Regions from separate parts of the Homo sapiens genome. Here region 2 is linked to region 1. Evidence: chromatin loops called from intact Hi-C (ENCODE). Cell type or tissue: endothelial cell of umbilical vein. All regions are shown on one strand. Links, peaks and the distances in the headings refer to the core of each region. The heading gives the core; the rest is flanking DNA.

Region 1 (2,918 bases), core at 259-2,758:
GCTGCCCTATCACCCTCCTCACTCATTCTTTCACTCCAGATACTATGGGTCCCAGAATTCTGTTAATGCTTTGGTTCTCACATGGGTCCTTTTTTTTAATTTCCCACTGATACTATCCTAATGCTCTTAGAGAAATCTGTCTACCTCCAGACTTCATCCAACCCCCTTGACCCACCCAAGGCAGGGGGAGGGTGAGGGAAGAACAGTGAAGGGAGAAAAAGAACAGCTTTATAAGTCTGCCATCATGTTACTGGCTTGCAGTGGTCCCTCACTGCCTACTGGTTAAAACCCATCTCCTAAGTGGATACTCAAGGCCTCAACAACGCAGACCCAACCCACCTTTCCAAACACATCTTGTTACTGTCAACTTAAATTCTCTATCATCTCCTTTTTACAAATGAGACAATTTAGAAACAGAAACATTAAGCAGCATGCCCAGCCACAGCTGTCACACAGCTAGTGACAGAAGCGGCCACCCAGACTCCAGGGCACATTCTCCCCATTTCCATGTGGCTGCCTCTTACTGGGGTATAGTTTTTTGTCTTTCATATGCTAGATCATTTTGCAAGGGTGGTCCTGCTAAAATTAATAGAACTGCTTCTGCAATTTAAAAGTCATGAAAACTTTAGATCAAAATCACTTGTAAACTTTTTCCCTTTTTGGGAGGGGGATGGGGTCTCACTCTGTCACCCAGGCTGGAGTACAGTGGCACAGTCACAGCTCACTGCAGCCTCAACCTCTCCAGACTTAAGCAATCCTCCCACCTCAGCCCATCGAGTAGCTGGGACTACAAGACATACGCCAGCACATCTGGCTAATTTTTGTATTTTTCATAGAGACACAGTTTTGCCATGTTGCTCAGGTTTCTCTGGAACTTCTGGACCCCAGCGATCCACCTGCCTGTGCCTCCAAAAGTGCTGGGATTACAGGCATGAGCCACCACGCCCAGCCTGTAAACACTTTAACAGAGACAGCGATTAAGACTAAAGTGATGAAAGTGAGGTCTATGGGTAGAGCAATGTTCCACCAAAAATCAACTGTTCCCAAAGTGACTTCTAGATGTTTTGTTTCATTTGCTTTTTCACCCACACCACAACTTGAGCCAATATCCACATACTTCCTTGATAGAGCAATGTGGTTGTGGAACCTTTCCTTATCTGAAGTTCACACAGTACACAGCTATGAAACCTGGAACCACTGTCTGCATTGGTGAAATGAGGTCAGACTGACCCCTGAGGTTATCAAAACATAGATCTGAAAAGTCACTGGGAATATTCTTTTGTTTTACAAGTAATTCTAAGTAATTTAATCAAACAGGCCTGAACCATCTGGCTCTTTTACAACATGGTACTAGTTTTAATAGCTATCCATGTTTCTTTTCTTCCCCAAGTGAGAAAATGAGTCATCAACACAGTAAAATCTGAAGGTGATTTTATAACCGTTTGCAAGTCCACATGACATATATCTTTTACAAACAAGAAGTCATAGTTGTTTAAAATGAAGACAACCCTAAAGCAACACTTACATTATTAAACTAATCAAGTAATTTTACATTTTAAGAAACTGCATTACTTAACTATTTTAGAGTTTCCAAATTCATCAGCATAAGGCTTTTCTCTGTGTTGCTTGCCAAACTACACAGAAGGAAAAAAAAAAACCAAACTTGTATTTTCACGGAAAACAGTCTTTGCCAACCCTCCCACTAGCTCTAAGTTTGGCCAACAGTTTGACTGATAGTGTATGAGCCCTACCATCTGCTAACTAAGCAGCATTTCCTAACGGGTAAATGATACTAAGAAAAATGGTTGCAAAACAGAACCTGACTTGTTTTCATGAGTTGATGTAACTGAACCTAAAATGCAAGACTACAGTTTGTTATGTGTATTCTAAGAAAGTTCAAATTGTATCCCAATCCAAATTGCTGGTTTCAATTATTCCTTCAAAACATTAAACAGCCTGTATATAAAAAACCTCAATTTATTTAAAAAACTAACACTTCTAACCATTTTAAATAAGGTTCAGACCAAATTCACATCACATTTTTGTTTTCACACCTTTCCTTCTCAAGTCCCTGAGTTAGTGAACCAGATTAAATGCCATTTAAAAAGTATGATTTAAAAAATTAACTTTGCAAATCTATTATACATTAATAAGCATAACAAACCCAACCATTCAAGATATTAGTCTTAGAATAATTAACTTATATGTTTATATGCTATTATATAAATCTACTCTTATTACTTGTGCATTTTTAATGAACATTCTGCACATTATTTGGGGAAATTTTGAGGATATCTATAAAAATAATACTGGCTTTTTTTTCTGTCATATCAAGATTTAGTAACTTTAAAAAAGTTACCCTTGTTTTTTTAAGGACAGGACAACTAAACAGATGTATAATATTCTTAATTATTGCTTTTTGTCTCATGAAATATTAATATATATTCTATTTCTTTAGAATTCTCCAAGAGGAAAAAAAAAAGATATAGAGGCTATAAGCTTAGCCAAGGACACAGAAAAACCAGGTCCTGCCCTCAGTTTTGTAGTTGTCTGACTTTGGGGATGTGAAAAAAGTTATCTGAAAAGGAATTTCGAGAAGAGAGACTTTATTCCAGTGAACAGTTTCCAAACGGGGAAGACAAACCCTTCAGTGGAAACAAAAGATACATTAAAGAAAAAAGGAGGGTTTCGCTTTTATAGTTAAAATTCCCACCCAGCTTTCCACTCAGGTCCTCTTATGCAAATACAGAATTCAAACTGGCTTAGTTCTGATTGGTTGACACTTGCAGAGTTCTGATTGGTCAATGCTGCTGGCTTCTGATTGGTCAGTGCAGGCTACACTCTATTGGTTGGTTCAGGCCACGTGGACAGAAACTGTTAGCTATGACAACCCCAAAGTTAAGCAGATGTGTAGGTTT
Region 2 (2,918 bases), core at 130-2,629, 69 kb after region 1:
GGGAACCCTCAGCAGGTGAAGAAACAGAAAAACATTGTTCAAAGTCCCTTCCATTTCCCTATCCCCTACCCCAACCTCTGAAACATATCTAAAGCAGTATCTCACAAATGATTGCCATCCCCCTGTGGGACGGAGATGGAGGTAGCACGCTGTTGTTTTGGGAGATATCTTAATTTGTATTTATGGAAGTTAGTAAGTCACAATTTTGAAAATAAAGGGGCTTTTATGTCTTTTTAACATTGAAATAGATGGTGTCAAAATTTTATTTTAGAAACTCTATAAATGAATATTCCGGAAGATTACTGAAAGAGGCCAACTAGCTTCAACATTCAGATGAGACCCCAGGAAGAGGAAGATGCCCCTCAGGACCAGACTTGAAGGGTTTTTTTTTTTTGTTTTTTTCTTTTTTGTTTTTTGTTAGACTTGAAGGTTTTTAAAGCAGACTGGACAGGACAGGTGAGGAGCAGCAGGCTCTATGAGGTAAGAGTGAGACAAAGGACTCTGATACCTGCCGGACTGGGCCTGTCCCAGAGGGGAAGCAGTCCCAGCCGTCTCATCCCCTCTAAGAAAATTGTTATTGGAAAATTAATAAATCATGTGCTTTTCTTTGTTTAGTGTCCTGTGGATTTACCTCAGGAACTACACGTGTAAACTGCCTGGCTGGGCTGAGGGAATTCAGCAAAGGTAACTGTCCTCTGGAGAAGCCACAGCCTTCCTGCCCAAGGTCCAGCAAAATGAGTTAGTGTATCCAGCTCCTCCTCTCCTAAATGGGCAGGGCAGTCCCTTGCTCAAGAATCAGCAATTTCTGATTCTTGCATCTCTGACAAATACGTGCAGCAATTAGTCTCTTAAAAAAAAATACCTGGCCCAGCACGGTGGCTCACGCCTGTAATCCCAACACCTGGGAGGCCAAGACAGGCAGATCACGAAGTCAGGAGATTGAGACTGTCCTGGCTAACACGGTGAAACCCCGTCTCTACTAAAAATACAAAAAATTAGCCAAGCATGGTGGCAGGCGCCGGTAGTCCCAGCTACTCAGGAGGCTGAGGCAGGAGAATGGCAGGAATTCAGGAGGCGGAGCTTGCAGTGAGCTGAGATCGCGCCACTGCACTCCAGCCTGGGCAACAGAGCAAGACTGCGTCTCAAAAAAAAAAAAAAAAAAAACCTGATTGGCAACTTAATCTTGAAAGAAACATAAAACATAAAAACTTCTCAGAAAAATCATAATTACCAAAAAAAAAAAAAAAAAAACAAACCTTTGCTTTAAAACCATAATTTGTAGATTAAGTACTCCCTCTGCTGAGCAGATCTGGTTTTGCAAACTCTTTTCATCTTCCCTAAATGCTAAACTGAAATTGGAGCTCACCATTTGAAGAGTACTTTCTTCCTCTCAGATACAATCACTAGGTGTATCTGCTTAATGTTTTTGTAGACCATAATATCTAGCTCATCTTTGGTCCCTGTGGGGCAGTCCTTGTTTGTCTGTAAACAATGTACTGACTTCTACCTAGTAGAAAATTGAGGGAGAAACTAGGGTTTCTATGTTATTTCTGGATGACCCACTGTCTGAAGGTCTACCAATAAGGCTTTATTATATGAGTTCCTATCTTAATAATCTCTTTCAAAACACAAATGCCTTTGGGAAGGAGTATATCCAAAAATAGAGGGCACATTAAGCTAATTCCCACAGTGGTGGAAAGAGTATCTCAGAGTTCTGAGAGACAGAAATGAAGAATACAAGGAGAGTGAGGGATCGCAAGGCAATACTTAGTTTTCCTACAATTTCTACCTATCTTCAGGTGACTTAAAAAAAAAAAAACCTCTGAATTTCTAAAATATATTTTTCCTGAATCTTAATGATGAAATGTAAATATCTTCATCTCTATTTCTCCAAGATAGATTTCTATGAAAATATAGAATCAAAAGGTATATATTACAGATCTTCATACATATCTCAAAACTGTTTTCCCAAAAGGTATTATCAATGTATAATCTCATCCCAAATGGATAAATGCTCAGAGAGCTCAGGAGACAAGCTCAGGCTAGGGACAGCCTCAGAGTTACAGCTCCAAGTGGTTGAAGCCATTGAGGTGTTTTCAACTAGCACGTGGTAGAGACCCAGCAAATATTTGCTGATAGAATGTCCTAGTGTATCCCCCTCAGCTGACCACTCTTGCTGTTCCCCAGGAGAAAAGACTGGCTGGTGTCAAGAGCCTCATCTGTTCAAAAAATTAAGTTACTTGTTTAACTTGAATTGAACATAGAATCCAGTAGTCTTTAAGTTGGACATGTGAATCTCCAAGAGCCCACAAAGACTTTTGAAGGATTACATGGGCAAGAATAGTATAACGGAGTCCACTTTCAGATCTTCACCTTTCCTATGCAGGTTGGCCTTCTATATCCATGGGTCCTGCATCCATAGATTCAATCAACCACAGATCAAAAATATTTGAAAAAAAGTTTTATCTGCACTAAACACATACAGAATGTTTCCTCTTGTCATTATTCCCTAAATGAAACAGTATACCATCTACTTACATAGCATTTACATTGTATTAGATATAAGTAATCTAAAGATGATTTAAAGTATAGAAGAGGATGTGTATAGGTTATATACAAATGCTATGCCACTTTTTATCAGCCAACATCAGTCTCCAAGGAAGGTCTTGGAACCAATCCCCCATGGATACTGAGGGATTACTGTATTCTTTACTTAAACTGATCTGCCTGAGGACACAGTTTGCTATTTTCTTTTTCTACTTTTCTCTTTCACAATGGCTCTTCCTCCCACTCTAGAAAATAAAGCCCTCTATCACATCCATCTGGAATCTTACTATAAAGAAAACTGAAGCAGAGAGATTTGGAAATTTTCTCAGTCACCCAGTTAACAATTGGTGAAGCCTAGAATCAAACTTAGG

What was found. Peaks named below come from ENCODE experiments on the same cell type or tissue, not always from the same donor. Only the 100,000 strongest peaks of a DNase experiment are listed, where the experiment ranks them.
Region 2: it touches region 1 in a loop (9-fold over the local background); 7 of 110 quality-filtered maps call a loop at or near these places.

The regions. Positions count from the first base shown.
Region 1 is chr7:102,991,956-102,994,873 of GRCh38, forward strand. All of the region lies in intron 7 of FBXL13 (F-box and leucine rich repeat protein 13), which reads right to left. Among named protein-coding and RNA genes, the nearest start is that of NFE4, 20 kb to the left of the region's middle. RefSeq lists enhancers at 1-760, 1-81. In endothelial cell of umbilical vein, for the core only: no CTCF peak of the experiment used is centred there; a DNase peak (open chromatin) is centred at 1,236; H3K27ac peaks cover 2,500 bases.
Region 2 is chr7:103,060,794-103,063,711 of GRCh38, forward strand. The region is part of intron 1 of FBXL13 (F-box and leucine rich repeat protein 13); the gene reads right to left. Among named protein-coding and RNA genes, the nearest start is that of FBXL13, 13 kb to the right of the region's middle. In endothelial cell of umbilical vein, for the core only: a CTCF peak has its summit at 1,325; a DNase peak (open chromatin) is centred at 1,298; H3K27ac peaks cover 704 bases.